3 separate regions of the Homo sapiens genome follow, and regions 2 and 3 are each linked to region 1. A link is an interaction called in ENCODE POLR2A ChIA-PET data of the cell type or tissue named here. Cell type or tissue: PC-9. All regions are shown on one strand.

Evidence for each region. Peaks named below come from ENCODE experiments on the same cell type or tissue, not always from the same donor. Only the 100,000 strongest peaks of a DNase experiment are listed, where the experiment ranks them.
Region 2: POLR2A ChIA-PET joins it to region 1 with 5 read pairs; 4 of 35 experiments call an interaction of 5 or more read pairs at or near these places.
Region 3: POLR2A ChIA-PET joins it to region 1 with 5 read pairs; 2 of 35 experiments call an interaction of 5 or more read pairs at or near these places.

Annotation. Positions count from the first base shown.
Region 1 is chr14:103,539,523-103,542,022 of GRCh38, reverse strand. It overlaps LOC124903392 (a long non-coding RNA gene), which reads left to right. Exons shown (of 2, transcript XR_007064357.1): 2 at 1-1,708. Among named protein-coding and RNA genes, the nearest start is that of TRMT61A, 12 kb to the right of the region's middle. In PC-9, CTCF peaks have their summits at 1,130, 1,389 and 1,591; DNase peaks (open chromatin) are centred at 1,292 and 1,902; H3K4me3 peaks cover 518 bases; H3K27ac peaks cover 2,500 bases.
Region 2 is chr14:103,339,447-103,341,946 of GRCh38, reverse strand. EIF5 (eukaryotic translation initiation factor 5) reads right to left here. Exons shown (of 12, transcript NM_001969.5): 10 at 2,144-2,308; 11 at 1,386-1,520; 12 at 1-984. The coding sequence ends at 895. Among named protein-coding and RNA genes, the nearest start is that of SNORA28, 2.8 kb to the right of the region's middle. In PC-9, no CTCF peak of the experiment used is centred here; no DNase peak of the experiment used is centred here; H3K27ac peaks cover 1,282 bases.
Region 3 is chr14:103,739,589-103,742,088 of GRCh38, reverse strand. It overlaps PPP1R13B (protein phosphatase 1 regulatory subunit 13B), which reads left to right. Exons shown (of 17, transcript NM_015316.3): 11 at 1-299; 12 at 1,496-2,265. Among named protein-coding and RNA genes, the nearest start is that of ZFYVE21, 25 kb to the right of the region's middle. In PC-9, no CTCF peak of the experiment used is centred here; no DNase peak of the experiment used is centred here.

The DNA.
Region 1 (2,500 bases):
CGGAATGTGTGCTTTAGCCGGGACCCTGGGTGCCACTGCAGACAGCAGCTGGGGTCCGACCTCTACCCTCAGGGCTGGGGCAAGAGGCAGGGGCTGAGGCAGAGGGACGGAGGGCGTGTGTTGGGGGAGGGCGAGGGCTGGCCGCTGTGCCCAGAAGCTCAAGAACCGTCTGTGAGGTGGGGAAGGCCACCGGGCACGGCGACCTCCTAGCCTCCCTCCTCCTGGCCACCAGCTGGGCCCAGAGCTCCTTAGCAGGGCCATCCACGGAGGGGGAGGATGTGGAGCCTGAAGGGAGCCACTGGACAGGGACAGCCACAGGGGCCCTGTGGCTCTGGCAGAGCCTGGCTGGCAGGGCTGGGGGCTACTGAGTCTGGGGCCAGGAGAGGGGTGGCAGGGGATGGAGGCTCCACCAGAACTCCAAGCCCTGTTCTGAACCCCATGAGGGCCTGCCTACACCTGGGGGCACCAGCCAGGCAGGCACAGTCAGAGGCAGGAGAGGCGGGGAGTGCCGGCGGCCCCGAGACAGAGGCCACGAAGAGGTGAGCAGGCCAGAGCTCGGGGCTGCAGGAGCCATCGAGGCACCCTCCGACCAGGTCCTCAGTTGGGTGGGGGCTGGCATCAGGGAGTGTTGAAGCCCCACCAGGAGGGTGGCTGCCCTTCACCCTGAGGGGCCAGGCAGCCAGTGAGCCTCAATGGCCTGAGGGTGGGGGTGCACGCCACATTGCTGAGGGACAGGTGTGGCCTGGGCCCCTCAGGGTTTCCCCGCCAAGAAGCGTCTGCTTCCCCGTTGCCTGGCACCCAGAATGTCTATTGTGCCTGTCGCCCCCACTGTCCCCACCCCATCCATGGCCAGCCCCCCGCCCACAGCTGGCCCAGCATTCCTCTGCAGGGCCCGTGTCTCTGCAGGCCCAGGGCTTCCAGGCAGGGGCCAGGCCCCGGACTGCATTCAGCCTACATGTGCCATGCCAGCACCCTGGGTGACAGGCTGGGTCCTGCCAGCTACCAGTGCTGGCCACTGGCCTGGGGCATCTCTCCTTTTTTTATTTTTTAATCATTTGTAGAGACAGGGTTTCCCTGTGTTGCCCAGGCTGGGCTCAAGCGATCCTCCCATCTTGGCCTCAGGCATGAGCCACCACACCCAGTCTCCTTTTTTCAAAAATAAAAACTTTTGGAAATTGTCAAAGAAATGCACCAGCAGAATCGTGTGAAGAATCCTGTACGCAGCTCCCAGGAGTCTGTGGCCAGCCTGGTTTGAGGTCTACTCCCCTTCCTCCCCAACCCTGTTATTCAGAGTTGGATCTCAGCCACCCTGTCATTCCCCAGCACTTTGTCAGCATGCTCGCAAATGTGGCCACTCCTTAAACTCACAAAACGGCCACTCAAGCTTCAAGCTTCCCAACTGTCCTATTTTGTAAAAGACATTTGGTTTATTCAAACTGGGGCCCAGCGGGGTCTGCGCACAGCTACCTGCTGTTGCTGCCTCAGTTTCTCTCTGGGAGCACGAGGGCATTCACAGGGGAGCAGCAGGGAGCGACAGGGTCTGGGGCTCAGAAGCAGACAGTCCAGCCACACCGGGTGAAACTGAGCTGCAACTGACAGTGCAGCCTCAGAGGATCAACCAGCTGCTTGCAGGAAGCTGCCAGAGAGCTGCCGCTTCAGTTAATAACGGGGGTTTTTATTTAAGAAATAAAAAGAAATGTTTGCGAGACTCCCGGGTCTTCCAGCAGTGATTCTCAAATTTGAGTACCAGAGCACCTGGAGGCTTGGGGAAAGGGGGCCCCCTGGGCCCTGCCTTGGAGTTTCGGCTCAGCAGGGGTGGGGTGGGGACGACGCTGACCAGCCGGTCCAGGGGCCACATCTTGAGATGCTTAGTGTCACGGGCACTTCAGGAACATACCTGTGGCTAAAGTTTAGCAATGGTGTCGTCACCTAGAACACGGGAACTGCCTTGTGGGTTTTTAAAGATTAAAGAACCAGCCGGGCGCGGTGGCTCACGCCTGTAATCCCAGCACTTTGGGAGGCCGAGGTGGGTGGATCTTGAGGTCAGGAGATCAAGACCATCCTGGCTAACACGGTGAAACCCTGTCTCTACTAAAAATACAAAAAAAAAAAAAAAAAAAAAAAATTAGCCAGGCGAGGTGGCGGATACCTGTAGTCCCAGCTACTCGGGAGGCTGAGGCAGGAGAATGGCGTGAACCCGTGAGGCGGAGCTTGCAGTGAGCCGAGATCGCGCTACTGCACTCCAGCCCGGGCGACAAAGCAAGACGGTCTCCAAAAAAAAGATTAAAGAACCAAAATCAGCGTGCCTGGCATGTGGTAGGCATATCTATCTCTCTGTGCAGGAGGCACCTACTATGCTGCTACGAGGATGGCTTCAGCACCCACCTGGTGGCAGCATACGCAGGTGACAGCACAGATGCAGGCTCTGAGGGCCTGTGACACCACCCACCTCAGCCCTCTCAAGGCTGCTCTGGGATGAGGAGGGCCCGACACGGGAAAA
Region 2 (2,500 bases), 200 kb after region 1:
CTAAGGGCAAAAGCTGAAAAATCATGCTTAGGTTGCTAGTTAAGTGCACCCTTCCTTGTTTCTCCCAAATAAAATCAGTTTATTAATTGCACCCCAAAGCAAGTTCTCTCAGTACAAAGTAACTACTACGTACACACAAAATGCTTGTTAATGTAATAATTTCCCTGGCTCATCCAACGTGCAATGCACACGACTTCAAAGACAATTTGGGGCAAGTGTACATGAAATGAGAAAACAGCTCTCCAAGTTTCAAATCCTGCTCTTACATTATTTATAGGACACTGAGGTCATATTTACTTCTTGGTTAAGATGTTACACTGTCATTTCATTATCAGTCTACCTCACAATGTACATTACCAGATGCCAATTTGAGGAACTACAGAGATAAAACTTTAGTACTTTCTTAATGGGCTGAATAAATTAATTACAATTAAGTTTGCTTTACATCCTGTTGAGGACCTCTTTGCAGCCCCAGGACCTAACAATATCTGGCAGGCTCCAAGAATGCTCATCAGGTGAAATGATGGCAGAACATTTAAAGTAAGGAGCCAGTTACTTCAGCTTAAGTCATTCAGAGCCAAACATCTGAAGAACGACCAAAATCAAACCTTTATTTTTATAACTGTATAAATGTGATCCAAATGTGTCCACCACTAGTTTTTCAAAAAGAAACATGCTATAAATAAGCAAACTACATCTGCTCACTGATGTGTATGGACTCCCTAGATGTCTCATTGGGCTTAATAACAGACCACTCACAGTAATAGATTTTTAGTGTAAAGTGTAGCATGATGTTAAGCCATTTTAGCTTTTGCACATACATGTTGCACTTCTGGCTGATAATGGAGGAAAATTTGCAGCATTATACTGTTAAGCTAGGTTGCATCCATCCCTTTAAATGGCATCAATATCGATGTCGTCATCCTTGTTGTCTGACTTTACAGTCTCAACTTTCGGTACACTGGCAGCCTTCGAATACACCACCTGTTAAGAGGAATGATTTTATTCAACATAAGCTGATAAATCTGTTTATAAAACAAATCAATGTAAATTGTGGTCACAGAGGAGGAAACTGCCTAGATGCAGCTATTTCTTCTTCACGGAACAGCTCTGTTATGCAAACACTGCAAGTTCTCTTACACAGGCTCCAGTCTAAGAGCATTTTTAAAGTTTTTTTATAGACTATAATGTGTAGGAGTAGGAACACAGTTTCCATCACCCTTTCTATTATTTTCCAAATTATTGAGAGGCTGTATTTTACTGCATCTTAAATTCTAAACCTGAAATTACCCCAAACTGCCATTATATCACTCCTCACAAACCTTTTTAAATCTCAAACACCCATGCCAGCACTGTATCCAATACCCTCCTCCCCCAATGTTTACCTCAATGTTCTCATCTTCATCTTCTTCTTCGCCACCAGAAGATTCTTCCTCTGCCTCCTTCAACCATTTTATAAATGGTTCTGCTTTGACACGAATCTCTTTGGCAAGTTCTTTGGAGACATATTTCTTAGAGGCCTAAAAAATGTGAGTACAAGTCTCTTAGTTGAGGAATTTTAACAACTTTTGATTATTTATACAATCCCCCTTACTGAGCTGAGGGGACTGGGTCCTAACAAGTCTGAATCCTCAAACAGAATCAATGTACTCAGTGAACACGTTAGTCTCAGCAGTCTGTTATGACTACAAATCTGACATGATGCGAATCACAATCTACAGCACAGGCACTGAACTTTAGCTATAGATATTAAGACATTTTTTCTTCATCTCAAAGCCGTCTCAATACTTGTGAACGGCTGGGCGCAGGAGCTCACACCTGTAACCTCAGCACTTTGGGAGGCCAGTGGATCACCTGAGGTCAGGTGTTCGAGACCAACCTGGCCAACATGGTAAAACCCCATCTACTAAAAATACAAAAATTAGCTGGGCATGATCGCAGGTGCCTGTAATCCCAGCTACTTGGGAGGCTGAGGCAGGAGAATCACTTGAAGCCGGGACGTGGAGGTTTCAGGGAGCTGAGATCATACCACTGTACTCCTGCCTGGACAACAGAATGAGACTCCGTCTCCAAAAACAATCAACCAAACAAAAAAACCCCCCAAAACCTGTGAACTTTAAGAGCCCACCTATGTATTCCCCACCTTTTCCGACCAGCTGATGATGACCTCTTCTTCTAAAAGGTCTGCATCGTACATCTCCTTCAAGATATGTGGAATCTTGGAGATAAGCTGAGCTTGATGCATTGCTACCACACACTCCAAACCATGAAGAAGGTACCGTTGGGCTTTTTTGTTGTTGTGACAAAACTGCAAATAGACACCTTGGTGTTAACAATCTTTTTTATGTGTTCTAAGTTGACAACTCTATTACCCAAATAAGAGTGTCTGCAAGTGCATGGCCCATACCATAGTTGTTCAAAAAGGTCAATGCATAAACATCCCTGTTACTTTGTAAGGGCCTAGGTATGGCACTTTCAGATACTCAGAGGCTTGTAAGGT
Region 3 (2,500 bases), 200 kb before region 1:
CACCCCCCAGCCAGGCTCCTCACAACAGATTCAGCAGAGGATTTCCGTACCGCCAAGTCCCACGTACCCGCCAGCGGGACCACCTGCATTTCCAGCTGGGGACAGCAAGCCTGAACTCCCACTGACAGTGGCCATTAGGCCTTTCCTGGCTGATAAAGGGTCAAGGCCACAGTCTCCCAGGAAAGGACCCCAGACAGTGAATTCAAGTTCCATATACTCCATGTACCTCCAGCAAGCCACACCACCTAAGAATTACCAGCCGGCAGCACACAGCGCCTTAAATAAGTCAGTTAAAGCAGGTAGAGTGGGTTTATACTCTCCTTTTCTTGGGGCTAGGAAATTATACTTTTAATTAAGAAAATACTAATGTATTTCTTTACGTTTGGGCCACGTGCTATTTAGGATTAAACTTAATTCTTACATAAAAGTACAGCCTTGGGTGTCAGTGTGAGAAGGGAATGGAAGCTGGAATGCATGGAGGAGGCTGTTTTGCAGATGGCTCACAGTTCTCTGACTTCCTGTCTGAGCAGCCACCTCCGTGTGCTACTTAGGAAATCCAGCTCCGGGAAGGGTGAGATGTCGAGAATTTCCTCTTTTCCTTCTGTTTCGTGGTAACTTGTGCCGGGAGCTGTCCAGTGCGTAGAGGGTGGCCTTGACCACTGGCCCTCCTGGTAGTGGCTGAGCCCGACCCCTGGGCATGGGCAGTTTAAGGAGGGCGTCTGCTGCGTAGGAGCCTCCCCCATAGCCCAGAGGGGAGGAAAGCCTTGGTTTGGGTTATGGAGCTCAGATGTTCTAAGAAGGCAGCTGAGAGAAGGTAGCTTAGTTCCACACCTACCACAGAGGCTGATGGTGTTTCCGACTCTTACGGGAGGAAGCCGCGGGTCAGGTCTAGGCTAGGGCCTTCTTAGACATTCCTGGGCATTGGCTGCAGCTTCTAGACTCACAGTTGAGGGATTCCTGGACGTGCCTAGTCACTTCCTGCACAGGGACCTCCCAGGTGGTGGTGCAGTGTTCCCTTGTGGGGAGGGTTCTGGCTGTGGTGGGAAAGGCTTAGACCATTCTCAAGAGCTCCTGGACCTCCAGGTAAAACCTTCCTGCTCTGAGGAGGCGCGTGTGTCTCCGTCATGTGAGTTAGTCCAAGAATCAGATGCATGTTTAGTGGTTTTTGTCTTTTTCCTTGGCCAGAAAACAGGCAGGCTTGTCTGCGGCAGGAAAAGTCGGGTTAGCACCCTATTTTTTTCTTTTGAAAAAGCTCCAGTTCTGGAAACCCAAATGTAAAAACCGACACATTAGAGAGGCACTGCACCTTTCAGAAGGAGTCAGTGGAGGCTCTAAGAGGGGGAGGTTTCCTCAGAGATTTGAAATGAGAATTGAATAACAGCAGCAGATGTATATGTGTGTCTTTGCAGGAGCCTGTCTCTGGTGTAATCATAGGTGTGTATGACTAGATCTCTGTAGTGAGGTCAAAATTGCCTGTCCTTTGTGTCTTCCCCAGTGTATGGTAAGCCCGTTTTACCTTCGGGTTCAACCTCTCCATCGCCGCTGCCGTTTCTTCACGGGTCACTGTCCACGGGCACACCACAGCCTCAGCCACCTTCAGAAAGTACTGAGAAAGAGCCTGAGCAGGATGGCCCCGCCGCCCCCGCAGATGGCAGCACCGTGGAGAGCCTGCCACGGCCACTCAGCCCCACCAAGCTCACGCCCATCGTGCATTCGCCACTGCGCTACCAGAGTGATGCAGACCTGGAGGCCCTCCGCAGGAAGCTGGCCAACGCGCCCCGGCCCCTGAAAAAGCGCAGCTCCATCACAGAGCCCGAGGGCCCCGGCGGGCCCAACATCCAGAAGCTGCTGTACCAGCGCTTCAACACCCTGGCCGGTGGCATGGAGGGCACCCCTTTCTACCAGCCCAGCCCCTCCCAGGACTTCATGGGCACCTTGGCCGATGTGGACAATGGAAACACCAATGCCAATGGAAACCTGGAAGAGCTCCCCCCTGCCCAGCCCACAGCCCCACTCCCCGCTGAGCCTGCCCCGTCATCAGATGCCAATGATAATGAGTTACCTTCCCCCGAACCAGAGGAGCTCATCTGTCCCCAAACCACCCACCAAACTGCCGAGCCGGCAGAGGACAATAACAACAACGTGGCCACGGTCCCCACCACGGAGCAGATCCCGAGTCCTGTGGCTGAGGCCCCATCTCCAGGGGAAGAGCAGGTCCCTCCAGCACCTCTTCCCCCTGCCAGCCACCCTCCTGCCACCTCCACGGTGGGTGTCATTGCTAGACCAAAGCCTGGCCTTCCTGGTCATTCATGCAACCAGGACCTCTGGGGTCCTTCCCTTGGTCAGGCTGTGCTGGGAGCAGTGGGAACCAGGGATGTCCCTGAGTTACGTCTTGTAGGGAGGACGGACAGTCACACAGACAAATGGGGCATGAAAAGGCATGACAAATGGGGCTCGGCCACACAAATGCACAATGTGGCCAAGCCTTTCCCAGACAGCT